Regions from separate parts of the Homo sapiens genome. Here region 1 is linked to region 2. The links are chromatin loops, found by intact Hi-C in ENCODE. Cell type or tissue: heart left ventricle. All regions are shown on one strand. Each heading gives the region's core, and the rest is flanking DNA. Links, peaks and the distances in the headings are about the cores only.

The links. Hi-C counts contacts between places; a loop is a spot of excess contacts. Peaks named below come from ENCODE experiments on the same cell type or tissue, not always from the same donor. Only the 100,000 strongest peaks of a DNase experiment are listed, where the experiment ranks them.
Region 1: a loop joins it to region 2, with 2.3 times the contacts of the local background. A loop is called at or near these places in 11 of 110 quality-filtered maps.

The regions. Positions count from the first base shown.
Region 1 is chr1:31,809,114-31,824,842 of GRCh38, forward strand. It overlaps SPOCD1 (SPOC domain containing 1), which reads right to left and starts at 6,909. Exons shown (of 16, transcript NM_144569.7): 1 at 6,848-6,909; 2 at 4,838-6,259. The coding sequence starts at 6,220. In heart left ventricle, for the core only: a CTCF peak has its summit at 7,010 (motif pointing right); a DNase peak (open chromatin) is centred at 6,978.
Region 2 is chr1:32,054,957-32,070,685 of GRCh38, forward strand. It overlaps a transcript of KHDRBS1 not described here. Among named protein-coding and RNA genes, the nearest start is that of TMEM39B, 10 kb to the right of the region's middle. RefSeq lists enhancers at 5,885-6,497, 7,512-7,806, 12,343-13,137 and a silencer at 8,452-8,746. In heart left ventricle, for the core only: a CTCF peak has its summit at 8,628; no DNase peak of the experiment used is centred there; H3K27ac peaks cover 1,409 bases.

The DNA of each region.
Region 1 (15,729 bases), core at 2,515-10,514, 250 kb before region 2:
GGGAGGGGGAGGTTGCAGTGAGCTGAGATCATGCCACTGTACTCCAGCCAAAAAACTTTTTAAAGAAAAGACTTAATAAGAATAACCAAAATGCATGAAAAGATGCTCCTTAGTAAGAGGGCAGTGGAAATTAAAACAACATTGAGACACCACAGCATATCTCCATTTCAGCAAAAAACCTAAGTCTGCTACCATCAAGGGCTGGTGAAGATGTGAAGTCACCAGAATATTCATACACTGCTGATGGGGGTGTATACTATTTCAACCACTTTAGAAAACATCTGGCACCATTTAAGTTGAAGATGTGTCCACTCTATAACCTGGCAATTCCACCCCAGAAAATATTCCCTGGAGATACCCCATATGTACCAAAAACCATACAAAACTATCACAGCAGCACTATATGTAGTAGCCAAAAAAAAAAACACCAAAAAACCCAAATGTCCACATGGAGTCAACAAATAAATAAATTGGGGCATATTCATGCAATGGGGATACTTGGTGCCAACACTTAGGAACTGTGTGATCTTGGGAAAGTTACTTAATCTCTCTGTGCCTCAGTTTTCTCATCAGTAGCATGAAGATAATACCAGTATCTACCTCATGGTGTTGGGGCAACGATCATTATCACTATTCGAGACTCTTAGAACAGTGCCTGGAACAGAAGAAGCTCTCTCTGTAAATGCCTGTGTTGATAAAGTTCCTTGGTCCCTGCCCTGGAGAAAGGCCATCCTGACACTCGACCACCCTGCAGGCTCTCCATTTCCATTCAAGCTGGCCTCTCCCACCTGGCTCCCGTTCCACCTGTAACCCCCACCCTCTACTCCTGCAACACTCCAAGCTGCCTCTTGCAATGCAGCTCTGCAGAGCACTGCCCTCTTCCTAGCAAGCCTCTCCTACTTTCTCACCTGCTGAACACCTACTTCCCTTGCCTAGACCCAGTTTAGACAGCCCCCTCCTCTGCCCTCCCCTCCCCTCTGGACATCCACAGTCCACTGGGCTTCAGTCTGTATTTCAATTCTCTGGTTAGTGGTTTTCTCCTCCCACTAGACTGTAAGATCCCTGGACGAGCCCCCTCCTTGTTCAACAAATTATAATAAAGCCCCGTGAACAGTCAAGTTATGCAGGACTGGAGTCAAACCCTGGCTCGGCCACTTACTCGCGATGTGGCCTGAGTGAGTCACTTAACTTCTCGGAAGCCCAGTTTTCTTACTTAGTAAAATGGGGATATTAGTGTTGAATTTTTTTTTTTTTTTTTGAGACAGGGTCTCACTCTGTTGCCCAGGCTGGAAGGCAGGGGCACCAGCACAGCTTACTATAGCCTTGACCTCCTGGAATCAGGTGATCCTCTCACCTCAGCCTCCTGGGTAGCTGGAACTACAGGCACAAGCCACCATGCCCAGCTAATCTTTGTATTTTTTCTACAGACAGGGTTTTGCCACATTGCCCAGGCTGGTCTCCTGAGCTCAAGCAATCCACCCGCCTTGGCCTCCCAAAGTGCTGGGATTACAGGTGTGAGCCACCACGCCTGGCCGACATTGACCTTTAATGGTTAATGTAAGGATTAAATGAGATGACATACTTGAAGCTCTCAGTCTATAGTAGGCACACTAATGAAACGAGCTCCTCTTAGGCTGCTCTTCTGTTAGGAAGACACTCTCCTCCTTCACTCACCTCTTGACACTTTGCAGCTACAGACAGCATACCTTGAACCAGGGATTCTGGGTCAGGCCAGAGGAGCTGTGTGCCTCCCTGGTTATGACTGGTGGAATGTGAGCAGCCCAGGGTCACTGGCAGAGTTGCCCCACACACACACACCCACTGCTATCCCACCCATAGAGCAGCTCCAAACCTCACTGGCCACTGTGGGGCCCAGGACGGACAAGAGAATGGCATCCAGTCCCCCTCCCATCTCTCCTCCAAGAGTCTCTGGTTCATGCCAGAAGAATACAACACGGCCAGCCTCTGATATCAGACTCCTGGCAGTTCTGGGGCCCACTTCATTCTCCCCACTTCATAGAGGAGGCAACTCAGATTCAGAGAAGAGACATTTCTAAATGTCTAAAGTCTTTCTGCAGCCAGGCGCAGTGGCTCATGCCTGTAATCCCAGCACTTTGGAAGGCCGACGCAGCGGATCACCTGAGGTCAGGAGTTTGAGACCAGCTTGGCCAACATAGTGAAATCCTGCCTCTACTAAAAACACAAAAATTAGCCGGGCATGGTGGCCCACACCTGTAGTCCCAGCTACTCAGGAGAATCCCTTGAAACCAGGAGGCAAAGGTTGTGGTGAGTCAAGATTGTGCTACTGCACTCCAGCCTGGGTGACAGGGCGAGACTCCCATCTTAAAAAAAAAGTAAATTAAAAAAAAAAAAGTCTTCTTGCCACTGAGCTTAAGAAAGGAAGAAAAAAAAGTTAAACTCATCTAAATGTCTGAAGACATGTCTAAAGTCACCCTGTACTAAGAGGCAGAGCTTGACCTTGAACCTGTCTGCCCCTGCCACAAGCCAGGCTGTCTCCAGGGGAAGGTGCTAAGGCCCTAAACGGGGCTCCAGACCAGCCGGGCACTGTGCCCCCCATTGCCCAGGCCCCACTCAGCCCTGTCTGCAACCACCCGCCTGTCCCTGTCACAGCCCAGACTCAATTCTTCTCCCGCAGCTGGTACTGGTTGTCATGGCAACGAGTTGTTTGGAAAGCTGTGGGATGATGGGCTGTGCCGCAGTCAAGGATGGAGCCTGGAGGAGCCAGCAGTCATGGGCTGCTTCCAGTCAAGCCAGGCAGGAAGCTGGCTCCACCACCGCACTCAAACCAGCCCCCTTAAAGGCTGCAGACCCAGGAATCCCAATTCTGGGCATCTGGTCCAAATAAATCATGTGAAGAAGGGAGGAGCCAGACGCACAAGGATGGTCACCCCTGCACTACTTACAGCAGGACGAAATTGCTTATGTCACTAACAGGTAACCTATTTGAGTATTTTTCTTGCACCAAGCACTGTGTTAAATGCCAAACATGTGTCATCTCATTTCATCCTCACCACCTCCCTAGGAGGTAAGCACTCTTCATACCCACATTTTGCAGATGAGAGAATTACACTTGAAAAGGTGAAGCCACTCACCTCGGTTGTTCAGATAGTGGCAAAGTCAAGATTGAATGTTAGCCTATTGGCCTCCAGGGCTCATGCTCCTCACTACACTACAGTGGTTGGAAATGAGAAGAGGAAGTCCCAGCCCTCATCCCGACAGCGCCTGTGCCTGCGACAAATACATCCATAGACAGCTATGATGCAGGGCTCAGGAAAAGATCAAATTCGGCAGAACAAGGTGAACCCACTGGGAAAGACCTTCAAATACTACGGAACTTACAAAACCAAGCAAAGTCCTGGAACAATAAGGCATAATAGGAGCCTATTTATAGGTAAAAAGGCTTGATGCATAGTGGAAAACAGCTCACTGGTTCTATTTTACTAATTGGCTGTTTGGCCTTGAGTACTCATGTCACCTCTCAGAGCCTCAGTGTTCAGATCAGTGAAATGGGTATATGTCAATAGAGTCTACCTCATAGGCTTGTTACAAAGATTGCAGATAAAGTGCTTAGCCCAATATCCAGCACATGTTAAGCAAGCCAGATGCTGTTACGACTGTGCCGATAACACAGAAAATACACAGAGAAGGCAGTGCAGTGAGCTCTCAAGACAGACCGCCTAGGCTTGTAGCCTTGCTCCCATTCACCAGCTGGGTCTGTAACCTCACCTCCGTGGACGTCGTGTGAAGATTAAATCAAAAACATCTAGCACATCATGCATATTCAATAAATGTGATGAAAATCCAACTATGTGAGAAATATACACCAAAAACAAGTAGAGTCTTCTTCTGCCTTTGGTGTATAAATGTTAGCTATGATTATTAATAAAATGATGATGATTATAAGTAAAAGAACAAAGGAAAGGGAAGTGGTGATATAGGGAACATGGCTGGTCACTGACTCCCCAGCTATGTGAGCCTGGAGAATATTATTAACCCTCCGAGCCTCAGTTTCCCCATCTGGTTATATGGGGCTAACGCCTATCTTACAGGGTAACTGTGAACACTAAAGGAAAAGCAAATTTAACACGAATTAAGCAATTTACCTTGTGCCTTGTGCTGTGCTAGGCACCTTTTTTTTGTTTGTTTGTTTGTTTTAGACAGTCTTGCTCTGTCACCAGGCTGGAGTACAGTGGTGCGATCTCAGCTCACTGCAACCTCTGCTTCCCAGGTTCAAGTGATTCTCCTGCCTCAGCCTCCAGAGTAGCTGGAACAGGCATGTGCCACCATGCCCAGCTAATTTTTGTATTTTTAGTAGAGACAGGGTTTCACCATGTTGGCCAGGATGGTCTTGATCTCTTGACCTCGTGATCCGCCTGCCTCTGCCTCCCAAAGTGCTGGGATTACAGGCGTGAGCCACTGCACCAGGCCTAGGCACATTATTTTATACCATAATCTCATTTAATCCTTGAAACAACCCCATGAAGCTGCAATTAGTATCCTTTTTTTACAATGAGGAAACCTAGAGAGGTTAAGAAAACATCCCACAGTCATTCAGCTAGGAAGTGGGCAGAGGCAAAATTCGAACCCAGGACTCACTGACTCCAAAAGATAATGACCCCTCACAAGGATTCAGCGAATGTAGTTTATTTTCTCTTTCCCAGTTTGTGGGCCTCATTTTACCCAGTTTAGTTAATAGGGATGTGAGAATGTTCATGAAGCGCCCATCTAGCTTAGCTTTATTAAATTCCACTGCCAAGTATGGTATTGAGAAACATGGCCAGGCCCTTCCTATCCCAAACTCTCAGACTCAGCTCACCAGTCTGGGGCAGCCTCCTGGGCTGGGTTCCTCTGGCCTGTCCTGGTGGGAGTTGTCTGAGCTTCTGTCTGTGCCCCGGTCTTGGGCACAGGGCACTGGACCTTTCTTCAGGTTCTTAGTGCCCTTGGATCTTCTCTGCTCCATGAATGGGCCTGAGCAGGCCCTGCTGGCTTCAGTATCCAGGGAGGAGCTGAGGCCGCCCAAGGGCTCCCGGGAGCTGGCACAGGTGTCAGCGGGGGCAGCGAGTCCTTGCTCCAGCCTTCCCCTGGAAGCTGGCTGAGCCTTGGCCTCCAGCTCCTCCTGGTCCTGTGCTGGAGCCTGGCCTTCATCGCTGCCAGTCCGCACGACACACACAGCTTCTTGCTGCTCTGCAGAGGCCTGTGCTGACGCCCCCAGGCACAGTGCTGCGCTCTGTGGAGGAGCCTGTGCAGCTGAACTGAGGGACTCCCCTCCACTGGGCACTGGGAACCCGACAGGGCCACAGGGGCTGCCTGGCTGGGGCCCATCCCCTGTAGCGGGCAAATATCCAAATTTCTCAGTCCCTGAGGCACATCCTGCCCCACTTCCACCTGGCTCTCCAGGCCCAGACCCAGTGTCTTTTGGAGAGGGAGGTCTGCAAGGGCCTCCCAAGGACTCCAGGTCAGCAACTTGGGGAGGGTCTCCCACAGACAGGAGGTTGTCCCCACGAGGGCTCTGATCAAGCCACAGGAAGTCACCAGCCCCTTCCTCACACTCTGAATGAGCCCCTTGCCTCCTCCATTTCTTTCTTACCCTCACAGGGACTGGGTCTGGTGAGGATGTCAGGGGCCTTCCAGGGGGCTCCTCTTTGCTGAGTGTGGGGCTTCTTCTGTCACACCCTGGAGAACTCATTCCACCGTCTCTGGCCTCCCTGGGCCTGAGGCAGCTCACCTCCTCCACTCCTGCAAGCCTCTCCCTGCAGGCCAGAGCTCTCTCTGGGAGGCCAGCAGACCTGCTACAAAGTTTCCTGGGGCAACTGTCATCTAAGATGTCACACAGAGAAACCTGGAGCCTCTTGGAGGTCAGAGCTCTCCCCTGAGTAGGCACCGAGGGCAGCTGCATGTGGAGCCCAGGAGCCAGCATCGAGCCCCGGCTCTGTACCACAGCTAGCAGCTCCAAGACCCCTGGCCGGACCTCAGCAGCACCTGCAGCCCGGGAGCTGCCACCTCGAAGGGCCTCCTTCCTGGGGATCTTCCTTCTGCTGCCAGCCCTGACTCCGGGCCCAGAGCTTGCTCCCGGCCCATCTGGTGACAGGCCTGGCATGGAGCTGGCTCCTTCCATGTTCTGTAAAAGCTCACAGTTGTGTTGGGGACTGAGCACAGGGTCTCCTGTGCTGGGGCCTTCTACGTCCCCCGCCTGGGACATGTCTGTCCACCTACCTGGGCCAAAAGCACAACACGGGCCCTGTGTGGAGACAGAAAGAGGAGACTTTGTCTTGGAGAGTCCGACCTGTCAGCCCGTTCAGTGGGAACTGGGAGGAGCCCCTCTTCCAGCCAGCTCTCCCAGACCCTTCCACTCCTGAGGCCTAGGGGTGAGCACTCCAGGGAGGGGAGCACCCAGCAGGAGCTGGTGTCCTGGGTGAGGGTGGAGAGGCCTGCCTCCAAACAGGGCCGAGCTACAGTGGCCTCCAGGGTCTTCTTGTCTCTGAGAGTTCACACATTCGCTTAAATGGGACCTAATAAGATACCATTTATTTATGACTTATGTGCTTATTTCATTTCATACTGGCAGCCACAGGTGAGGACACTGAGATTCTGAGATGTTAAGACACTCACCCAAGGAAGCACAGGAAGTGGAAGGGCCAGGAGTCTCTCTCCCAGTTCTCACACTGCGCAAGGAGCAGATACTGAACGGGGTTCGTGCCCATAACCCTTCTCGTCTCTCTCCCATCGGTCCCGTTCTGAAAGGCGCCCCACCCAGGTTCCCAAGCCTTACTGGGACAGTCCCCCAGCATCCAAGAAATCCGGGCCCCATCGGTCGCGTCGCTCTCACCTGGGCTTCCCTGAGTTTTCCCTCCTGGGGTTCCACCCACTAGCTGAAAAGGAGCTGAGATCACGTGATGCGGGGGAGGGAGGCCCTTGCTGAGGGATAGGGGCGGAGTCCCTGATGATGAGCAAAAGGCTGCTCCCCAGGCGTGCTGGCGTTCCTGCCCCGGCAGAGGGCGCCCTCTTCCTCCTGAGGGCTTCCTGGAGGAGGTGCCAATCCTGGCTCCCAAGCAGAGGTAGGTGGGTGCATGGGGCAGCGAGGGGCCTTGGCTGCCTGCCTGAGAGTTTAACTTGATCCTACCGCAATAGTCCCTGAGCCAGTAGGACAATGTCAGAATTACCTAGATTTTTTGCCTAATTTTATTTTATTTTATTTTTAAACTTTTATTTTAGGGTCAGAGGTCCATATGCAGGTTTTTAATATAGGTAAACTTGTGTCACGGGGGTTGTTGTACAGATTATTTCGTCACCCAGTTATCAAGCCTAGTACCCAATATTTATTTTTTCTTATCTTCTACTGCCTCCTACCCTCCACCCTCAAGCAGGCCCCAGTGTCTGTTGTTAACCTCTTTCTGTCCATGTGTTCTCACCATTTAGCTCCCACTTATAAGTGAGAACATGCAATATTTGGTTTTTCCGTTCCTGCATTAGTTTGCTAAGGATAATGGCCTCCAGCTCCATCCACGTTCCTGCAAAGGACGTGATCTCATTCTTTTTTATGGCTGCATAGTATTCCATTGTGTATATGTACCACATTTTCTTTAGCCAATCTGCCATTGATGGGCATTTAGGTTGATTCCATGTCTTTGCTATTGTGAATAGTGCTTGCCTAATTTAAAAAGAAAATCTCAAATATAATTAATGTAGATGGAAATGCAGAATCAATTCCAATAGAAGGTTAGAAATAAAAAGTTTAAAGCTATCTCTCATTTCCCAATACCCCAACTCCTGGAAACAACTGTGTTTTGTTTTTTGTTTTTTACCATGTTTGTCATCATGTTAATTTTTTAAATTTCATAACTGTAAATAATATACTCATGCCTCTATTACTTGATTTATTAATTTTAACTGTGTCTGTTGTATCTGTTGACTTCCTGCTGTGGTGATTTTATTAACCACCCTTTCCCCCTTTCTCTTCCGCTTTTCATATATATATATATATATATATTTTTTTTTTTTTTTTGAAACAGCGTCTCGCTCTGTCGCCCACGCTGGAGTGCAGTGGCACAGTCTCAGCTCACTACAACCTCTGCCTCCCAGGGTCAAGTGATTCTCCTACCTCACCCTCCCGAGTAGCTGGGACTACAGGCACGTGCCACCATGCCCTGCTAATTTTTGTATTTTTCGTGGAGACAGGGTTTCACCATGCTGGCCAAGCTGGTCTCAAACTCCTGACCTCGTGTTCCACCCACCTCAGCCTCCCAAATTGCTGGGATTACAGGCGTTAGCCACCGTGCCTGGCCCTCTTTTTTATATTTATATTTTAAATTTTACTATTGGTTTCTATTATCACTTTGAATACTATTCTTAAATGTCTGTTTCTTCTGTATATTGTATCTCTTGACTCTTCTCTGTGTGAAATGGATAATTTCCCTTGATGTCCCCTCCCTGCTTCTGCCGTTATCCATGAACTAAGCTTTTATTTTTGTATCGCTGAGGTTTATAGCATTTACATTCTATTCGGTAAAGATAATTCAGTTTACCGTTGTTTACCTGTAGATTGATTCTTAACACTGAAAGCCAAATGACATTTATAATGTTATGATTATGTAAATACTTTTACTGCAGAAACAGTGGTGTTTGGCTTTTTTTTTTTTTTTTTTTTTTTTTGAGATAGGGTCTGGCTCTGTCGCTCAGGCTGAGTTGTGGTAGTGTAATCATAGCTCACTGCAGCTTTGACCTCCCAGGCTCAAGTGATATTCCCCTCTCAGCCTCCTGAGTCGCTGGTACTACAGGCATGCACCGCCATGCCCAGCTAATTTTTTTTTTATTTTTGGTGGAGACGAGGTCTCACTATGTGGCCCAGACTGGTCTCGAACTCCTGAGCTCAAGCGATCCTCCCATCTTGGCCTGGGATTTCAGGCGTGAGCCACTGCACCCGGCCAGAACCAGAGATTTGATAAGTCTGATTGCGAGGGAGATGGAATTCCCTGGCACTAAACCTGTGCCAGGTGAGACTGTGAGAACCTTCCAGGCCAATGGAATACTAAATCACAGTTAGACTCAATAAATTAGATCTATATATCAACATGAATGTATCTCAATGATATAATGTGGAATTTTAAAAACAGCATAATATGAATAACAAGGGAAACCGAGTCTGGAGTACACAGGAACTCCCTGTACTAATCTTCAGATTTTTCTGTAGATCTAAAACTATTCTAAAAAACAAGGTTTATTACAAAAAACAAACCAAGCTATTGGGTAATCCATATTGAAAACTGTCATGATCTGGCAGTCAGAGTCATAGATGAGGTAAGAGTAGAGACTGGATGTCACCAATGACCAAAATTACTGCTCTAAGGAAATAGTTTTTGTAAATGAGAAGCCCTCCCTCTAAGGAATGTCTTGGTCATGATGGCAGAAAGTTGACCAGGTTCCCTAAGACCAGTGAACCAAGCCATTCTGGTCCATTTGGATAATGGAAGTCTCCCACATTGGGCAGAGAAAACGGGAGTGGAGATGTTGTCAGTTCCACATGGTATAGAGATAAAGAATGGCTAACACTTACGTAGTGCTGTTTTGAGCCAGGGACTGGTCTAAATGCTTTACCTATATTAATCCTGTATTTGCCTGTATTAATTTACCTATATTAATCCTTACATCAAGTCTGTGAGGTAAGAACTGTTATTATCCTTATTTGACAGATGAGGAAATAGGCCAAGACAGATTAAGTAATTTGCTCAAGATTAGCAAGGACTGGTTTTAGAAGCCAGCCAGTCTCTGGCCAGTTTCTCTGTCTCCTGGTATTCTATTTATTTATTTTATTTTTATTTTTTTGTTTTTTTGAGACAGTCTCACTCTATCACCCAGACTGGAGTGCAGTGGCATGATCTCGACTCACTGCAACCTCCACCTCCCGGGTTCAAGCGATTCTTCTGCCTCAGCCTCCGGAGTAGCTGGGATTACAGGCGCACGCCACCACACCCAGCTAATTTTTGTGTTTTAAGTAGAGATGAGGTTTCACTATGTTGGCCAGCCTGGTCTCAAAATCCTGACCTCAAGTGATCTGCCCGTATCGGCCTCTCAAGGTGCTGAGATTACAGGTGTGAGCCACTGGGCCCAGCCTTTCTCCTGGTATTCTAAAATGTCTCTGTCATAAAAAAAAAATAAAGTAAGGTTTTGCCCAGGTTTTGGCCTAATGCTATTTGCCTCATCATTAGCTGTTTGCTCCATTGACTCATGACAGCACCTCTGCGATATACCTGGTTCCCATTAAAGAATGCAATTTATTTCTTGGCTTTCCTTTTTTTTTTTTTTTTTTTTTGAGATGGAGTTTCTCTCTCATTGCCCAGGCTGGAGTGCAGTAGCAGGATCTTGGTTCACTGCAACCTTCGCCTCCTGGGTTCAAACGATTCCCCTGCCTCAACCTCCCAAGTAGCTGGGATTACAGGTATCCACCACCATGCCCGGCTGATTTTTTGTATTATTAGTAGAGATGAGGTTTCACCATGTTGGCCAGGCTGGTCTCAAACTCCTGACCTCAGGTGATCCACCTGCCTCGGCCTCCCAAAGTGCGTGAACCACCACACCTGGCCTATTTATTGGCTTTCTTTTCTCTTCCATTGATCGATTTGTCTATTCTTGATCAATATTGTTTTAGTTCTATGGTTTTGTGATAAATATTGCTATCTAGGGAGCAAGCTCCACCCCCTCAACTTGGTTTCTATTTTTTATAATCGTCTTAGCTAACTGTATACCGTAGAATCATTTTGTCAAGATCCTTGAAAAATTGTGCTGGGATTTAAATTAGAATTTCATCGAATTTACAGATTAGGGATAAAATTGAATAATACTGAGTCTTCTCATCCATAAATGTACCTTATTTCCATTCTGCCAGGCCTTCAATTCATTTTTGTGATTTTTCTTCATCAAAATATTGCACATTTTAATTAAATTATTCTATTCTTTAATATTTTTATTGCGTTTTCTTTTTTCTTTCTTTTTTTTCTTTCTTTTTTTTTTGTTGAGATAAGGTCTCGCTTTGTGTACAGGCCGAAGTGCAGTGATATGATCACCTGGGCTCAGATGATTCTCCCACCTCAGCCTCCTGAGTAGCTGGGACTACAGGTGCCTACCACCATGTCTGACTAAATTTTTGGTTTTTTGTAGAAACGGCATCTTGCTATGTTGCTCAGGCTGGTCTCAAACTCCTGGACTCAAGCAATCCTCCCACCTCGGCTTCCCAAAGTGCTGGGATTGCAGACATGAGCCACCATGCTGGAGGCGGTGACTCACGCCTGTAATCCCAACACTTCGAGAGGCCTGGGCGGCAGATCACCTGAGCCCAGGAATTCGAGCCAGTCTGGACAACATGGTGAAGCCCTGTCTCTACAAAAAATACAAAATTATCCAGGAGTGGTGGCATGTCCCATACTCCCTGTAGTCCCAGTTATTGGGAGGCTAAGGTGGGAGGATGGTTTGAGCCCAGGAGATGGAGGCTGCAGTGAGCCAAGATTGTGCCACTGCACTCCAGCCTAAGTGACAGAGTGAGACCCTGTTGCAAAGATATTAATAGTATTCTCATGATTCAAAAATCTCTATTGTATTGATTACAGTCCCCTTTTAATTCCTAATACTATTTATTTGTGCTTGCTCTCTCTCAGTCATCCTAGGGTTTTTTGGTAAATCAGATTTTTGCTTTTTTATCTCTGTTTTTTATGATGTTGTTATTATATTTTCTATTTCACCATCTTCTGGTTTTACCTTTCTTATTTACTTTCTTCTATTTCCTTTGGTTTACTCTTGTTCTTTCATTTTTTTTTTAAGAAACAGGGTCTTGCTCTGTTGCCCAGGCCGAAGTGCAGTGGTGTGATCATAGCTCACTGCAGCCTTAAATGCCTACTAATTGGCCTCAAGCTAATTTTTAAAATTAGTTTAAATTATTTTGGAGAGATAGAGTCTCACTATGTTGCCCAGGCTGGTCTCAAACTTGTGGCCTAAAGTGACCCACTCCCAACACTTTGGGAGGCCAAGGTGGGAGGATCACTTGCACCCAGGAGTTTGAGACAAGCCAGACAACACAGTGAGACCTTGTCTCTATAAAAAATACAAAAATTAGCCAGACATGGTGGTGCATGCGTGTATTCCCAGCCTAGAGACAGGGTGTCTAGGGAAACAAAGTATTAGTGCCTAACATTTCTATTTTTTGTGAAGATGAAGTCTCTCTATGTTGCCCAGGCTGGTCTTGAATTCCAGGGCTCAAGCAATCCTCCTGCCTCAGCCTCCCAAAGCACTGGGATTACAAGCATAAGCCATCACACCCGGTGGCTACCTGTTATTATTAAAAATAAATGTAGTTTCAGGCCAGACATGGTGGCTCATGCTTGTAATCCCAGCACTTTGGGAAGCCAAGATAGGAGGATCACTTGAGGCCAGGAGTTCAAGACCAGCCTGGTCAACATAGTGAGACCCCCATCTCTAACTGAAAATAAATAAATCATACATAAATAAATGTTTCAGCCAGGCATGATGATGAACGTGTATAATCCCAGCTACTCTGGTGGCTGAGGCTGGAGGATCCCTTGAGCTCAGGAGTTTGAGACCAGCCTAGGCAACATAGCGAGACCGTCTCTCTATTGAAAAGAAAATGAAAATATACTTTTACTGCATTGTGATCAGTTAAAATTGTCTACATAATGTTGCTTTTTTTTTTAAGTTTTTAAGATTTCCTTTGTGATCTGATATACTGTCATTGTTAATATTCATTGTATGCTTGAAAAATGATTGAAATTCTCAGTTTAATAGTTTAAGCTTTTCCTTTTTTTTTCTTTTTCTTTTCTTTTTTTCTTTTTTTTGAGATAGAGTCTTGCTCTGTCACCCAGGCTGGAGTACAGTGGTGCAATCTCGGCTCACTGCAACCTCCACCTCCCAGTTCAAGCAATTCTCCTGCCTCAGCCTCCCGAGTAGCTGGCATTACAGGCACCCGCCACCGTGCCCGGCTAATTGTTGTATTTTTAGTAGAGACGGGGGTTTCACTGTGTTGGCCAGGCTGGTCTCGAACTCCTGACCTCATGATCCACTCACCTCGGCCTCCCAAAGTGCTAGGATTACAGGTGTGAGCCACGGCACCTGGCCAACAGTTTAAGCTTTTCTTACCTCAAGCTTTTTACTCATGTTTTTCAAATCCATAGTAATCTATAGTAACTTGAATCTACAGAAATCAGTGTTCAATGCAGAAAACAAAAACTACTCTAGATATTTTAAGCACAATGAGGTTTAATACAGGGCACTGGGTGTTTCAAAAGTCACTGGGAGGCCAGGCACAGTGGCTCACGCCTGTAATCCCAGCACTTTGGGAGGCCGAGGCGGGTGGACTGCTTGAGCTTAGAGGAGTTCAAAACCAGCCCAGGCAACATGGCAAAACCCCATCTCTACAAAAAGTACAAAAATTAGCCGGATGTGGTGGCGCATCCCTGTAGTCCCAGCTACTTAGAAGGCTGAGGTAGGAGGATGGCTTGAGCCCAGGAGGCAGAGGTTGTAGAGAGCCGAGATCGCACCACTGAACTCCAGCCTGGGTGACAGAGCCAGACCCTATCTAAAAAATGAAAAAAAAAAAAAAAAAGTCACTGGCAGGCTATAGGAGTGGACCCGAGGCTGGGCCTAGAACACACATTAGAACTGTATTTATAAATACACTGCTAGGGTAACAATACAAAGGTCTAATACAGGCACTGCCACTGCTGCTTCTACTGCCCACATACACAACACTAGGGGCCAGACATTGATGCGGGCAAACTCGATAGCTCCACAGTTGTGCTTGGAAGCAGTAACAGCCCACGGAAAAGGACAATGGTCTTGGCCTCTCATCTGCTTTTCAGATCTTGCACAATAGCAGTAAGTGTTGGAAAATAATTCACATCTGAAACACTCATTGTAAGGGAATCTGTGAAAGAGTTTTGGCTTTCTATCCTCTACAGGAAGGCATACTAGGATGTGGAGGATTGCTTGAGCCCAGGAGTTCAAGGCTTCTGTGAGCTATGATAGCACCACTGCACTCCAACCTGGGTAACAGAGTGAGGCCCTGTCTCTAAAAAAAACTTTTAAATAAAATTTTAAAAAATCGGCTGGGCACAGTGGCTCACGCCTGGAATCCCAGCACTTTGGTAGGCCAAGACAGGCAGATCACTTGAGGTCAGGAGTTCGAGACCATCCTGGCTAATGTGGCGAAAACCTGTCTCTACTAAAAATACAAAAATTAGCTGGGCATGGTGGCAGGCACCTGTAATCCCAGCTACTCGGGAGGCTGAGGCAGGAGAATCGCTTAAACCCGGGAGGCAGAGGTTACAGTGAACCAAGGTTGTGCCACTGCACTCCAGCCTGGGCAACAGAGCGAGACTCCATCTCAAAAAAAAAAATGTTTTAAATCTCACACAATTATTACGAACGTGTCAATTTTTTCCCTTTACCTCTGTAAGTTCCTGCTTTATATATATTTAAAAACACTTTTTTAGGAGCATGCAAATTCATAAATTTTTACATCTTTTTTGGAGATTATAACTTTCATCAGTGCCAAATGTGCCTTTTCTTCCTATTAATGTTCTTCTGCTTTAATTCAGTTTTTCTGATATTAATATTGGTAACTGCTTCCTTGTGGTAGTATTTAGCTAATATAGTTTTGTGGGGTTTTTTGTTTTTTTTTTGTTTTTCAGAGACAGGGTCATGCTGTGTCACCTAGCTTAAGTGCAGTGGCATGATTACAGCTCACTGCAGCCTCTAACTCTTGGGCTCAAGTGACCTCCTGGGCTCAAGTGATCCTCCTGCCTCAGTCTCTCAAAGTGCTGGGAATTCAGGTATGAGCCACTGCACCCTGCTCATTATTCATTTTTTACAGAGGAGGAAAGGTGGGCTTCAAATCCATGACTTGCTAGGGATTGCTCCGCTGGAGATAAGCGGAACTATGTCCAACCTCAAGTCCAGCTCCATCCAAAGTCCCTCCGCCAGACTGTATTCCCACAAGGGCGAGAACCAGACTGGGTCTGCCTTGTTGGCCAGCTCATTCACAGGGCCTAAGGTGGTGCCTGTCGTTTAATATGAAAACACACCCAGAGGCAGTCAGAGAGGGAGGAAGAACACAATGGCACGACTTCGAGGAAGCCAAGGAAAGACTGTTTGGGGGTTTGTGGATTTTTTTTCCCTGATAAATTATTTATTTTGGAATAATTTTAGACTTACAAAAAAGTTACAAAAATATAAGAAGTTCCATCTACCCCTCACCTATTTTCTGTCATTGTTAACATCTTCTATTACTGTGGTCTCTGCGTAAACTAAGAAACCAACATTGGTACATTACTATTAACTAAACTCCAACTTTATGTGGATTCCACCAGTTTTCCCCTTCAGGTCCTCTGTCTGTTCCAGGCTCCCGTGCGGGCTACCACGTTGCATTAGCTACCATGCCCTTAGTCTCCTCTGATCTGTGACAGTTTCTCAGTCATTCCTTGTTTTTCATGACCTTGACAGTTTTGAGGAGTAATCGTCAGGTATTTTGTAGAGTGTTTCTTAATTTGGATTTCCCTGATGCTTTTCTCCAGATTAAACTGGTCTCAGGGGTTTTGGAAAGAATGCCGCACAGGGAAAATGCCTTCTCACATCAGAGGAGGGGGTGCGTGGTAGCCACAGGTGATATTAACCTCCACCGCTTGGTAGAAAGTGCTTTCCAGACTTCTC
Region 2 (15,729 bases), core at 5,289-13,288:
TGTATGTCTAGAAGTTAGGATAACCACAGAGTCCAAGAGATGGAGTTTAGACTGAAGTCTTTATGTTCCTCCTTAGCTGCCTGCTGGTCTTCTCTGTACCTAGGGTGGCCGCATGATCAGCTTACACCAAAGTAGTTCCTGGCTTTGGTGTATAGGACTGGTACTCCTAGCTTGGTTTCCAGATTCCTGAAGTTTAAAAACTTGGATCCTGGGCCGGGTGCGGTGGGTCACGCCGGTAATCCCAGCACTTTGGGAAGCCAAGGCGGGCGGATCATGAGGTCAGGAGTTTGAGACCAGCCTGGCCAACATGGTGAAACCCCACCTCTACTAAAAATACAAAAATTAGCCGGACGTGGTGGCGCGCATCTGTAATCCCAGCTACTTGGGAGGCTGAGGCAGGGGAATTGCTTGAACCTGGGAGGCGGAGGTTGCAGTGAGCCATGATCGCACCATTGCACTCCAGCCTGGGCGACAAGAATAAGACTCCGTCTCCAAAAAAAGAAGAGTTGGATCCTTATGAGCCCTCCCCTCTTCTCTTGAGACCCACATGTACCTCCTGCTCCCCAGATTAATAGTCGTTGCATGTTTAAAGCTAGCAAGCATCTGATGAATATTTAATAGCATTGAGCAGACAGGCTGGAAACAGCTGTCTGAGACAGCAGCTGCTTAGTGGGAGAGGAGGAAGTGCACAACACTGCCTTAACTACCCGTTCTTTTGTTTCCTGGCCTAGAAAATAGGTCTGGCTCTTCAAGGCCCCTTAGGAGCACAAGCCTATGGGGGCACTGCACCCTAGTCCTATTGTAGCCTGATTGCTGCTCTCGGCTCCTAAGGAGGCTGCATTCAAGCAGGAGACTCAACCCTTTTTGGGAAGTAATGGGGAAGAATGTTCACGGACCTCTAGAATCCATTTTCCAGTCCCAGGACTGGAGGTCTTCCACTCTATTGTCTATTCTGGCTCTGAAGCTGAGGATGCAGTCTCATCTAGTGTTCTGCAAACTGTAGCACTCTCTGTTTTTTTGTTTGTTTCGAATGTACTTTCTGCTTTCGTATACAGCTCTCTTCTAAAAGGAGAGAGACATGTATCTGGAAGGGATGTGAATTTCATAGCCGTGCTGCTAAGGTTTAGCTTCTTAGCATTCCTTGATCACAGATTCACTAGCCTCTCACCAGTGACTGTACCTCTCATTCCTAGCCGGTACTGTGGTGATTGTCTTTGCATCTCAGGCAGGGAATGGGCCGATAGGAGTTCTCATGTACACAAGCTAACCCCATCCTTAGACCTTGGGGAGCTTCTTGCTTCAAGGAGGCCTTGTCACTTTCAGGGCAAATTGGGGGTGGGGGCGGGGGTTGTCCAGGGACTCCTTAAAAAAGACAGCTTAGTTGAGATGTTTCTAGATAGAGTGTGAGGCACAGCCAGTCTATCAGCCCAGATTAATCAGCTAAATAGGGCACCTTGCCAGAAATTTGGGTACTATTTCTGATCTTAATATTGCATTAAGATGCCTGAATTGGCTGTTCCCCTGTCAACCTCTGGTGCCCACCTCAGGGTATCCAGTCTCTTTCTTCTAGGCACTGTGATGTGTGTGAAAACTTGAGATAGAAGAGTTTGGGTTCAGATACAGAGCTAATTATTCCCAGGGGTCTTCTAACTCCAGCAGCCTTCATGGTTCCTATTCATGGCCTAGCTTTAGGTATAAGATGGTTGCTCCTCAGGTCTCAGGCTCTCTGGGGTTGGAATGTAGCAAACAAATTCTGCATCTGCCTTTGAGAAAGAGAAATATCTTATGCTCTGATGTGATTCTTTCTAAGCTTCTCTCTAGAAATCAGTACAAATGTCTCCTTTCATTATTTTTAAAAATACATTCACTATTATACATTAGAACACCTACTATGTGCTAGACACTGGGGATCCAGTGGCCGGTGAACAATATAAAATGGTCCTTGGCTTCATGGAGCTTATAGTCTATTTGTGGAAACAGATACTAAACAGATAATCTCATAAATAACATAATTTCAATTGTGTTAAGTTCTACAAAGAAAAGAACAGGGTGCAATGAGGGTATACAACCTAATACTGTGGTTTTCCTTGAGGAAATGATGTTTAAGCCAACATATAAAGGAGGACTTAGCTAGGCAGAGGGCTTGGGGAAAGGACATAGAGCAGCACATTATAGGCAGAGGATAGGACTGAAGCAAGTTGAAGCCGAGGTACGAATCTGGACCTTTTTTATTTTTATTTTTGAGACAGGGTCTTGTTCTGTCATCCAAGCTGGAGCACTTATCAATATGATGGCTCATTACACCCTCAAGTGATCCAGGCTCAAGTGATCCTCCACCTCAGCCTCCCAAGTAACTGGGACTATAGGCAGGTGGCTAATTTTTTCTATTTTTTGTAGAGACAAGATCTCAATCTGTTGCCCAGGCTGGTTTCCAACTCCTAGGCAAAATTGGTCCTCCTATGTTAACCTCCCAAAGTGTTGGGATTTATGGGTGTTAGCCACCACACCTAGCTGGACCTTCTTCTTTTCTTTTTTTTTTTTTTTTTTAAAGAGATGAGGTCAGCCGGGCGTGGTGGCTTAACGCCTGTAACCCCAGCACTTTGGGAGGCTGAGGCGGGCGGATCACGAGGTCAGGAGTTCGAGACCATCCTGGCTAACACAGTGAAACCCGTCTCTACTAAAAATACAAAAAATTAGCTGGGCATGGTGGCGGGTGCCTGTAGTCCCAGCTACTCGGGAGGCTGAGGCAGGAGAATGGCGTGAACCCGGGAGGCAGAGCTTGCAGTGAGCTGAGATCGCGCCACTGCACTCCAGCCTGGGCGACAGAGCGAGACTCCATCTCAAAAAAAAAAAAGAGAGAGAGAGATGGGGTCTCAGGGGCCGGGTGCGGTGGCTCACACCTGTAATCCCAGCACTTTGGGAGGCCGAGGCGGGCAGATCACCTGAGGTCAGGAGTTCAAGACCAGCCTGGCCAACATGGTGAAACCCCACCTGTACCAAAAAAACAAAAAATTAGCTGAGTGTGGTGGCGGGCGCCTGTAATCCCAGCTACTTAGGAGGCTGAGGCAGGAAGATTGCTTGAACCCAGGAGGCGGAGGTAGGAGTGAGCCGAGATCGCACCACCGTACTCCAGACTGGGCAATAAGAGTGAAACTGTCTCAAAAAAAAAAAAACAGATGGGGTCTCACTGCATTGATCATAGCTCACTGCAGCTTCTACCTCCTGGGCTCAAGACATCCTCTCACCTCAGCCTCCAGAGTAGCTGGGACTGTAGGCATGGGCCACTGCACCCAGCTTATTTTTTTATTTTTTGTAGAGACAAGGTATTACTATGTTGCCCAGGATGGAGAACTTCTGGCCTCAAGCAATCTGGCCTCAAGCAATCCTCCCATCTCGGCATCCCAAAGTGCTACGATTACAGGTGTGAGCCACTGCACCTGGCTGACCTTAAAAAAGCAAAGTTTATCATAGAGTTTTGGTTTCCAATTCACAGGGTGGTTGAAAGGAATAGAATATGAGGAGAGTCCCTTAACACATGGCAGTCCTAACATCCCACTGAAGACAACTTGAATGGGAGGAGGGGGGGTGTGGAAAATGAAATTATTCAATGTCTGATTTTTAAACTTGCTGATGAGTGGAGAATGGTTATGGGGCCCTGTTAAGAAACTTGCTAGTCTAGGCAAGAAATAAGAAAGGTCTAGCCGAGCATGGTAGCACATGCCTGTAATCCCAGCTGCTCGGGAGGTGGAGGCAGGAGGATCGCTTGAGCCAAGGAAGCAGAGGTTGTAGTGAATTGAGATCGTGCCACTGCACTGCAGCCTGAGTAACAGAGTGAGACTGTCTCAACAACAACAAAAAAGGTCTATAGTAGAGTAATATTGCAAACATAGAGAAGTCAATGAATTCAAGAACTTTTGTCAGGCACAGTGGCTCATGCCTGTAATAATCCTAGCGCTTTGGGAGACCGAGGTGGGCGGATCACCTGAGGTCAGGAGTTTGAGACCAGCCTGGCCATCATGGTGAAACCCCATCTCTACTAAAAATACAAAAATTAGCTGGGCATGGTGGTGCGTGCCTGTAATCCCGGCTACTTGGGAGCCTGAGGGAGGAGAATCACTGGAACCCAGAAGGCAGAGGCTGCAGTACTGGAGCTAAGATTATGCCCCTGCACTCCAGCCTGAGTGACAGAGCGAGACTCTGTCTCAGGAGAAAAAAAAAAAAAAAAAAACAAAACCTTTTAGGCGATAGAATGAACATATTAAGGCTCCAGGTTACTGACTGGAACAACTAAGGGAGATGGTAGCGCCATTTAAAAGATCGGAAGCACTGGCCAGGCATGGTGGCTCACACCTATAATCCCAGCACTCTGGCAAGCCATTAAGAGGATCCCAGGAGTTTGAGACCAGTCTGAGCAACATATGGAGACAAAAATTTAAAAATTAGCCAGGGATGTTGGTGTGTGTCTGTGATCGTATATGGAGGCTGAGGTTGGAGGATCACTTTAGCCCAGGAGATCAAGGCTGAAGTGAGCCATGATGTTGCCACTGTACTCCAGTCTGAGTGACAAAGCAAGACTCTTTCTTTAAAAAAAAAAAAAAGAAGAAGAAGAAGAAGGAGCATTGCTATAGGTTTTAGCATGAGATCAAGCCCCTTCCCTGTGCCGCAGATTTAAGATGCGTCTCCTCTAGTCCACCCTGAGTATTTGGTGCTGGGATGAATCCTTCATAACATCCATCGCCCCTTGAGCCTAACATTGAGTTACCAATAATAGTGATAATAAGATGCCTATTTTCTGATTTCCATTCTTCAAAAGACTTTAAAGATTTTTGTTCATCTTTTTCACATTTCTAGGACAGCAGAAAGCATTTTTCCCTTTGTTTATAGAGGCTTCAAAGCTTGGATAGGCCCCCCAAAGGTTTTGTTGATTCTTCCCTGGATCCACTCAGCTGAGATATGGCCAAGGACAGGAGATATTGAGCGTGAGACTGCATTTTCATTACCAGACAGACAGTAAAAAGAGAATTCATAGGCTGTGGACTTCTGTTTTCTACCCATCTGTGTACCCAAGAAACTTGTGTACTGAATGAAACAAGTAGAGTTGTGCTGTGGGATGGGGCAATTGTGAGGGAAGCATCCTGGTCAGGTGGGAGGCTGGGAAGCCCCCTAATAGGGAGCTTTCTTAATTTTCTACCTTGTGTCTTTGCAGCTATCAGAGGACTCCTGAAACCTGGAGAGCTACCTGCTGTATAAAGGCTGGCCTGAGGGCATTTGCTGAACACAGAGAAACCCAGGAGAGGAGATCAGCAGTTTTCTTTCACTCTACTTGATCTGTCAGATTTACCCACAGAAAGCCAGTCAGGATCCCTTAAGAGTCTTTAGGCCCAGAATGGAGTCCTCAGGGCTGCAGGGGACTGTGGTGCTAACAATTAAACTGTTCAAGACTTTAAAGAGTTGAAGGGGACTAATGGGTATCCCTAGCATGGCCTCCTAGATGGGAATTAACTGGCAACTCCTACTGTGCCATTCCCAGTATGTGTGCTTCCCTTTAGCCTCCCATAGAATTGGCTGAAACACCCTACCACCGTTTTCTGTTTCCCCACTACCACACCTGTGTTATGGGTGTCAGCCTGTGAGTCCTTGAACCCTTCCAGAGGGCTCCCAAGGGAGGGTGATCACTGCCCTTCCATAAAAGGCTGAGGAAAGCCAAGTGAGAAGATTCAATTAATTTGGGCAAGTTATTTAACATCTGAACCTGTTTTTCTCTTCATTGTTTATTACTTACCTTGTCCAAAAAGGTCATAAAGGGTAGGGCTTTTTCTGTTCCACCTCTGTACTATATTTCTCCCCAACAAATATCTGCCCCTGAGGACCTCAATAAAGGTTTGGTCAAGTGATGAATGGTCCCACTCTGGTAGCTTCTATCAGCTTTGGGAGAGAGCCAAAGCCCCCTTGTTTAGCTCTCACTTTCCTTCCAGCTATACTAGGCCAGCTATTTGTTCTGCCATTTTCCCTTGAAGGATTGGAAAGTCAGCCTTTGATAGGCTTCTGGTTTCCTCTGGCCTATTTCTAGGTTGATTTATACTCAGCTTCCTGAGAGGCTAGGGACCTCTGATACTGTACTCTTCCCTAATGCCTTCTGGTTATTTATCCTAACAAAGGAACAAGGGGAAGGACTGAGTTTAGGGAGAGAATAGAGCCTATCTGCATTTTAACTGTGCCTGGGGCATTCTAGTGAGCTTGGATTCATCCTTAGCAGGAACAGAAGTATAATGGAAAGGGATTCCTTAAAGTCAGTTGATTTACACTGGGCAAGCTATTTAATCTCTGAGCCTGTTTCTGTCATCATTGTTGATTACTGTAAATAACAGCTAATAATTTACTGATTTCTTAGTATGTACCAGGAAAATAAGAAAAACTGAGACTCAAGGAGGATAAAAAATTTGCCTATGGTTAGAAAAAGACTTCATGGTCTATACTATCAGACTTCATGGCCTATTCTTTTGACCTGTTTGTACCTCTCACAGCCACAAGTGCTTTGAAATATTAAAGCATTATGTTTGCATGAGGGGTTCGTCTAGGATGACAGATCATCTAGGTTTACCCAAGAGAGAGTTTCTGGGATATGGGACTATCCAGTGCTAAAACTAGAAAAGTCACAGGCCAGCCTCGATGAGTTTGTCACCCTGTTGTTTACATTGGATGCTCTGAGTCCAGGGCTGACAAGGGAGGAGTTTGGGGTGGGGAATTAGGGAATCAGATGGCATCTTCATCATATATAAATGGAGGCACAGAACCTGAGTCACTGACTGAGGAGCTGGTGTTAGGTTCCTAGATCGCTATACCTTCAGTCTGCTAGGATTTCTACTCGGGAGCCACAGAATTTTATAGGAAAGCTTACAGGGCTGAAGCCAAACAGATCTGAATTCAAATCCCAGCTCATCATTTGCATATTTCCAGAGCTTGTTTTAATTTTTTTTTTTTTTTTTTTTTTTTTTTTTGCTTTAAGAAGAGCTGTAGGGCCTGTTTACTCCATCAAAGTAGGATAAGAATTGCTACCTACTGGCCAGGTGCGGTGGCTCACGCCTGTAATCCTAGCACTTTGGGAGGCCGAGGTGGGCAGATCACGAGGTCAGGAGATCGAGACCATCCTGGCTAACATGGTGAAACCGCATCTCTACTAAAAATACAAAAAATTAGCCGGGCGTGGTGGTGGGCGCCCCTAGTCCCAGCTACTCAGGAGGCCGAGGCAGGAGAATGGTGTGAACCCAGGAGGCGGAGCTTGCAGTGAGCCGAGATCGCGCCATTGCACTCCAGCCTGGACCACAGAGCAAGACTCCATCTCAAAAAAAAAAAAAAAGAATTGCTACGTACTGAATGGGATCTGAGAAGCAAATGATGTGTTTGAAATGCCTGGCATGGGGTCTAGACACAATACTGCTCAACCTTTAAGTTTCCTTCCTCCTTTTTTCCCAGGCTTGTGGGTCTTATCCAGTCCTGTCACCTGTCACAGTCTTCGTCCTCCTCCTGTTACCACTTATGGCCCTTGGGATCTTCCTTTGAGAGCCCTGACTTGTTGGGCTTGGCCCACCCACCCAGCTGCCCTGTATGTCAGTCACCTCCCCTGTAAGCTGAGAAGGGATGACATCAGCCTTTCCCTCTTCCCCCCTCCCAAGCCTCTAGGCTGTTTTGAGCCATAAATATTTTAGCTGGGCCTTTCTCTGGCTGTTGCCAAGGTGATGGGCTCTCAGGGGACTGGGGTGGGAGTGTGGAGGTAGGGCTGGCAGCCTGGGGCCTGGCAGCAGAGCTGGCCCTGGAGGAGTGGGTATGAGGCCTGGCCAAGAGCCAATGCTTGCAGCTTGACAAGCAGGCTGTTGCTCTACCTGCTTGCCTTCCCTTTCCTCAGCCCCTCAGAGCCACTCCTATTGCCTACAGGCCCACTTCTGCCCTTGGCTGCTGCTCTTCGACCTCAGGTAAATTGTTCAATGTCCCTAGGCTTTCATTTTAACATTCGTAACAAAAATCCAAGAAAGCAAAGGAGGTTTTGTAAAAATGCTGTAAGATGCCAGGCTAGTGAATCATGATTGGAGAAGCTAGGTCCCACTGCCCTTTCTGATAGACCTAAAGGCTGAGGTCTTGATGCCATGTGGATGTCACCCTAAAGACAGCTCTTAGATATGCCACTCTCTCCCCTTCCTCCTTCCCCACGATGCACCCCCTGCTCTTTAGAAATTTTCTAAAGTTCCCGGGCCAGCTAGATGACCTGGCCTGCCATGGGGTAGCCCAGGAAGGAGTTGGGCCTGGTGGCTTATGAGCAGAGTTGAGAGTCTCTTTTGCTTGAGATACAGAAATTCAGGTCCCTAAACTAGATCTGGCCCTCATCCTTACCCACCTCACCTCTTTCCTGGTGACCTTACATCTGGCTAGCTGCTAAATTCTAGGTTGTGGCAGCATGCCCCACCCCCTCTCCTTGGGATGGGTCTAAGAAGGCCCATAGAGGAGGCACTGGGATCCATTCCCTACCCTACCATTGAGAATCGCTGCAGTTGTATCCAGGATTCCACATCTTATGCCCAGCTTAATTTCTCTGTTGTACTTGGAGTTGAGATTCCTTTGTATCAGGCTCTCTCTGGTGGTTAAGATGTGCATTACAGAAAAATAAGATAAATGAGAGACTGAATTTCAGGCCACCCTGAGAGGTGGGGATAGTTTACACTAAGGAAAAGAATCTGTGTCTCCAACTCCTAATAACATCTGCTCCATTTGTCACAGGATATCTCTCCCATGTGTTTGCTTCTCTCCATTAATCCTCACAACATAGTAATTTTCCTAATTGTACAGATGAAACAGGCTTAGAGAGTTGAAATCAAGTCCAAATTCTTTACTGTGTGTAACATTCAGGATCATCAAGTGATCTGAATTGAACCTATTTTTCCAACCTCATCTTCAGTTATTCTCAAGCCAAACTAGACTCACCCTTCTGGAACATAGCCTACTTTACAGTTCTCTCTATCTTAATTACCTTAAATACATTACCTGCCAAAATCTTATCTCTTTTTAAACTAAAGAAATGTGACATTTTCTGGGTTTTCTATAGTTTACATATATTTGTAATATAAGATGTGGGAAGACAAATGTCTGGATAAGAATGGGGGTAGGGGGATTGCCTGACAGGTGGGAGGTTGTGTGGGGAGACTAATGTATACATGGAGTGAGAATGGCCCAGGAAACTGGAAGAACATGAAGACACCTGGATTCTCTGGTATTGAAAATCAGATGTAAGTATTCTTGCTGGCAAGAGAAGGTGAAAGCAAATCCCTGGTGGGCTGGGACCGGGCTGCAGGTGACATTTTTTTCAAAGCCTTCAATCTTAAATTCACATTAGTTTGTTTTGTTTGTTTGAGATGGAGTTTTGCTCTTGTTGCCCAGGCTGGAGTGCAATGGGACGATCTCGGCTCACCACAGCCTCTGCCTCCCGGGTTCAAGCGATTCTCCTGCCTCAGCCTCCTGAGTAGCTGGGATTACAGGCATGTGCCAACATGCCCGGCTAATTTTGTATTTTTGGTAGAGACGGGGTTTCTCCATGTTGGTCAGGCTGTTCTCAAACTCCCGACCTCAGGTGATCCGCCCGCCTCAGCCTCCCAAAGTGCTGGGATTACAGGTGTGAACCACCGCGCCTGGCTTGTTTTTGTTTTTGACACAGGGTCTCGCTCTGTTTCCCAGGCTGGAGTGCAGTGGCACAATCTCAGCTCACTGTAACCTCCACTTCCCGGGTTCAAGTGATTCTCATGCCTCAGCCTCCTGAGTAGCTGGGATTACAGGTGCACAACACCACACCTGCCTAATTTTTGTGTTTTTAGTAGAGGTGGGATTTTGCCATGTTGGCCAGGCTGGTCTTGAAGTCCTGGCCTCAGGTGATCTGCCCATCTTGGCCTCCCAAAGTGCTGGGATTACAGGCGTGAGCCATCATGCCCAGCCCACATTAGTTTACTTTGTACTTTACAGTATATCCATGTTTTAATAAAAATAGCTAATGCTTCAATAGCACTGAATGTATGTCAGGTTCTAGTCTAAATACTTTACATAGATTCTCAAACCCATAAGGCTTGAGGAAACTGAGACCCAAAAAGGTTAAGTAACTTGCTAATGTCATACAGCCAGTAGGTGATGGGGCTAGGAAGTCTGGCTCCAGAGAACGTGTTCTTAATGACTGCGATTTGATGTTGAAAATTCTGCCTTACAGGCCGGGCGCGGTGGCTCACGCCTGTAATCTCAGCACTTTGGGAGGCCGAGGTGGGCAGATTACAAGGTGAGGAGATCGAGACCATCCTGGCTAACGTGGTGAAACCCCGTCTCTACTAAAAAATACAAAAAATTAGCCAGGCCCGGTGGCAGGCACCTGTAGTCCCAGCTACTCGGGAGGCTGAGGCAGGAGAATGGCGTGAACCCAGGAGGCGGAGCTTGCAATGAGGCGAGATTGCGCCACTGCACTCCAGCCTGGGCGACAGAGCGAGACTCCATCTCAAAAAAAAAAAAAGAAAAAGAAAATTCTGCCTTATATTTCCATTGAATAAAACTGACATTCCAGAAAGCTGCATTGTGTTTTATCCTGTGGATTCATCACTTCTGTGTACCACCAGAGGTCTGCATAGTCTGGTCTGAAAACTGCTGATTTAAGGCCAGGCGCAGTGGCTCATGCCTGTAATCCCAGCACTTTGGAAGGTCGAGGCGGGCGGATCACCTGAGGTTCAGGAATTCGAGACCAGCCTGGCCAACATGGCGAAACCCCAACTCTACTAAAAATATGGAAATTAGGCATGGTGGTGGGCGCCTGTAATTCCAGCTACTCAGGAGACTGAGACAGGAGAATCGCCTGAACCCGGAAGGCAGAGGTTGCAGTGAGCCGAGATCGTGCCATTGCACTCCAGCCTGGGCAACAAGAGCAAAAGTCCATCTCAAAAAAAAAAAAAAATGCTGATTTATAGGACAGATTTGGGCCAGGTGTGGTGGCTCCATTTTGTAAACCCAGTGATTTGGGAAGCCCAGGCAGGAGGATCATTTGGGCCCAGGAGTTGAAGACCAGCCTGGGTAACATAGTGAGACCCTGTCTCTACAAAAAAAAAAAAAAAAAAAAAAAAAATTTTTTTTCTTTTGAGATGGAGTCTTGCACTGTCGCCCAGGCTGGATGGAGTGCAATGGTGCAATCTTAGCTCGCTGAAACCTCCACCTCCCAGCTTCAGGCAATTCTCCTGCCTCAGCCTCCCAAGCAGCTGGGATACAGGTGCACACCGCCATGCCAGGCTAATTTTTTTTTTTTTTTGTACTTTTAGTAGAGACGGGGTTTCACTATGTTGGCCAGGCTGGTGTCGAACTTGTGATCTGCCCACCTCGGCCTCCCAAAGTGCTAGGATTACAGGCCTGAGCCACCGCGCCTGGCCAGTTTTTTTTTTTTTTAATTAGCCAGGCACAGTGGTGTGCACCTGTAGTCCTAACTACTCGGGAGGCTTACGTAGGAGGATAACTTGAGCCCAAGAGTTGGAGGCTGAAGTGAGCTATGATTGCACCACTACATTCTAGCCTGGGTGACAAAGTGAGGCTGTGTCTCTAAAAAACAGGACAGATTGCCAGCTTTTGGCCACAGTCCCAAAATAACATGACCAAAGAAGAGATCTCAGCTTCCAGTACCCAGTGACAGGACTGGCTTAGAGCCAGTGGCATTTCCTCAAAAACTTAAGACTCCTCGAAGGGCCAATAGATAGCAAGTTTATCAGGAAATGAAGGCTCAGGGAGGGGAAGTGAGGGTTTCAAAGTTACGAAACAGCTGAGACTTGTGGCCACAGGTCTGGAAGACAAGGTCCTAGCCAAAATCCTGCCGTCTTACTATTTTCTCCAGAGATTGGTAATGATCGTATGTGGGATATAAAAATATTTTTTACAAAAGAAAAGATAAATATTTTTTCCAGGGAAACTGTAAGAGGCAGATTTGAAAAGGACAAAAACCCTAGGTGTTTCAGGTAGATTCTATGATAGAATTGTAGATTCTAGATTATTTCAGTTGCAGTTGTCAAACAACAGGCACAAACTGGCTTTCTGCAACAGAAAAAAATCCATAAAAGCTTCAGGTATAGTTGGATCCAGGATTCAATTGATGCCATCAAGAAAGTGTCGGGCCAGGCATGGTGGCTTACGCCTGTAATCCCAGCACTTTGGGAGGCTGAGGCAGGCAGATTGTGAGGTCGGGAGTTCGAGACCAGCCTAACCAATATGATGATACCCCATCTCTATTAAAAATACAAAAATTAGCCGGGTGTAGTGGTACACGCCTGTAATCCCAGCTACTCAGGAGGCTGAGGCAGGAGGATTGCTTGGAGCTGGGAGACGGAGGTTGCAGTGAGCTGAGATCGCGCCATTGCACTCCAGCCTAGGCAACAGAGCAACAGCGAGACTCCATCTCAAAAAAAGAAAAAAAAAGTGTTTTGGCTGGGCGTGGTTGCTCACACCTGTAATCCCAGCATTTTGGGAGGCCAAGGCAGGAGGATCACATGAGTTTGAGATCAGTTTGGGCAACACAGACCCTGTCTCTCTAAAAAAAATGTTTTTTAATTAGCCAGGTATGGGCCAGGTGCGGTGGTTCATGCCTGTAATCCCAGCACTTTGGGGGGCCAAGGCTGGCGGATCACCTGAGGTCGGGAGTTCAAAACCAGCCTGACCCATCCTGGCTAACATGGTGAAACCCCGTCTCTACTAAAAAAAAATAGAAAAAATTAGCCGGGCGTGGTAGCGGGCGCCTGTAGTCCCAGCTACTCTGGAGGCTGAGGCAGGAGAATGGCGTGAACCCGGGAGGCGGAGCCTGCAGTGAGCTGAGATCGCGCCACTGCACTCCAGCCTGGGCAACAGAGCGAGACTCCGTCTAAAAAAAAGAAAAAAAAAAAGCAGCCTGATGAACATGGAGCAACCCTGTCTCTACTAAAAATACAAAAATTAGCCGGGCATGGTGGTGCATGCCTGTAATCCCAGCTACTCGGGAGGCTGAGGCAGGAGAATCGCTTGAACCCAGGAGGCGGAGGCTTCAGTGAGCCGAGATCGTGCCATTGCACTCCAGCCTGGGCAACAAGAGTGAAACTCCATCTCAAAAAAAAAAAAAAAAAAAAAAAAATAGCCGGGTGTGGCCACGTGCACCTGTAGTTCCAGAAACTCTGGGGGCTGAGGTAGAAAGATCACTTGAGCCCAAAAGGTAGAGGCTGCAGTGAGCCATGAACACACAATTGCACTCTAGCCTGGGTGACAAAGCAAGACCCTGTCTTGAAAAGAAAAAGAAAGAGGCCAGGCACAGTGACTCACGCCTGTAATCCCAGCACTTTGGGAGGCCGAGGCGGGCAGATCACGAGGTCAGGAGATCAAGACCATCCTGGCTAACACGGTGAAACCCCGCCTCTACTAAAAAACACAAAAAATTAGCCGGGCATAGTGGTGGGTGCCTGTAGTCCCAGCTACTCGGGAGGCTGAGGCAGAAGAATGGCGTGAACCCAGGAGGCAGAGCTGGCAGTAAGCAAGATCGCACCACTGTACTCCAGCCTGGGTGACGGAGCGAGACTCCGTCTCAAAAAAAGAAAAAAAGAAAGAAATGTCTACTGATCTCTTGACCTTTTTTTTTTTTCCTTTTGAGACAAGGTCTCTGTTGTCGAGGCCAGAGTGCAGCCTCAAAGTCCTGGGCTCAAGGAATCTTCCAGCCTCAGCCTCCTGAATAGCTGAAACTACAGGCATGCACCACCATGCCCAGCTAATTTTTTAAATTTTTTGTAGAGATGGATCTTGAATTCCTGGGCTCAAGTGATCCTCCTGCCTCCACCTCCCAAAGCACTGGGATTATGGGCATGACCCACTGCAGCCAGGCATTTCTTGACTCTTCTGTGTTTCCTTCATTGTCAGCTAAATAATTCTCAAAAGATGGCAAGATGGCCACCAAGACCTCCAAGTTTATAACTTACTTGCTCAGCCAGCCCAGAGGGGAATAAAAATTTCCTTCCCAATAGTTCTAACAAAGATCCTAGGATTGCACCTCATTTGGGCTGACAGGTCACTAATCCCCTCCTACTCCCCAACCACCCCAACCAGTCACTAGCCTTAGGAGGCAGGGATATTGGAATGCTTTGATTTGCCAAGCCTGTGTCTTCTGCCCACAAAGGAACTGCAAAGTAAGGCAACTCCACCAAACCACACAGACTGAGAGAGTCAGAGGAAGAGTAGTTCCCCAAGGGAAAAATCAGTGTTCTTATGAGGAGGAAGAATAGATGCTGAGCAGGCAAATTTAGTAGTCCACCACTACAAGGTGGGCTGGAGCCACAGGTAATAGGTGGGTCACATTCATGGCAGTCCATACAAGTGGACTTACCTCCCCCGCTTTTTTTGAGACAAGGTCTCACTCTGTCGCCCAGGATGAATGCAGTGGTGTGATCATTTCACTGTCATCTCAAACTCCTGGGCTCAAGTGATTTCTCTCCCTTCAGCCTCCCGAGTAGCTAGGACTACAGGCATGCACCCATCATGCCCGGCTAATTTTTAAATTTTTTGTAGAGACAGGGTTCCCCTGTGTTGCCCATGCTGGTCTCAAATTCCTGGACGCAAGTGATCCTCCCACCTCAGTCTTCCAAAGTGTTGAGAAAGTGTTGAGATTACAGGCATGAGCCACTGCACCCAGCCTCTAACAGAATTTCTTTTTTTTTCTTTTTTTCTCTATAAGAATTTCTGTGGCTGGAAAAAAGCACTCCCAGTCCTGCTTTCTTCTTTGCTTGTTGAGCCAGGGATAGTCATTTTCCATCCCTGGGCCACTTTTCCCCTTGAAGGGAAGGACTGACTTGGTGTAAAATCTGTCATAATTGGCCAGGCGAGGTGGCTCAAGCCTGTAATCCCAGCACTTTGGGAGGCCGAGGCGGGTGGATTACGAGGTCAGAAGATCGAGACCATCCTGGCTAACACGGTGAAACCCCATCTGTACTAAAAGTACAAAAAAATTAGCCGGACGTGGTGGCGGGCACCTGTAGTCCCAGCTACTCAGGAGGCTGAGGCAGGAGAATGGCGTGAATCCGGGAGATGGAGCTTGCAGTGAGCCGAGATCGCACCACTGCACTCCAGGCTGGGCGACAGAGTGAGACTCAGTCTCAAAAAAAAAAAAAAAAACTGTCATAATTTAAAAATATACATCTGTTGAATTGGACTCCATATTTTCATTAGTGCAGGCTACATACCTTGGAGTCATCCTTATCTCTTCTCTTCCTCACACACTCCTATCCATTTTGTCAACAAGTCCTGTTTTGTTTTTGTTTTAATTTTTTTTTAGATGGGGTCTTTCTACATTTCCCAGGCTGGAGTGCAGTGGCACTATCACGTCTCACTGCAGCCTCAATTTCCCAGGGCTCAAGTGATCCTCGTACCTCAGCCTCCCAAGTAGCTGGGACTACAGGCACATGCCACCACACCTTGCTCATTTTAAATTTTTTTTTTTGTAGAGACAGGGTCTCACTTTGTTGCCCAGGCTGGTCTCAAACTCCTGGGCTCAAGCAATCTTTCCACCTCAGCCTCCCAAAGTGCTGGGATTACAGGCATCAGCCACCATAGTCAGCCCAACAGATCCTGTAGACTTTACCTTCAAATCCAGAATTCAACCATGTCTCACCATCTCACCCAACCTGGTGCAAACGATCAACATCTCTTGCTAAGATCATTGCCACAGCC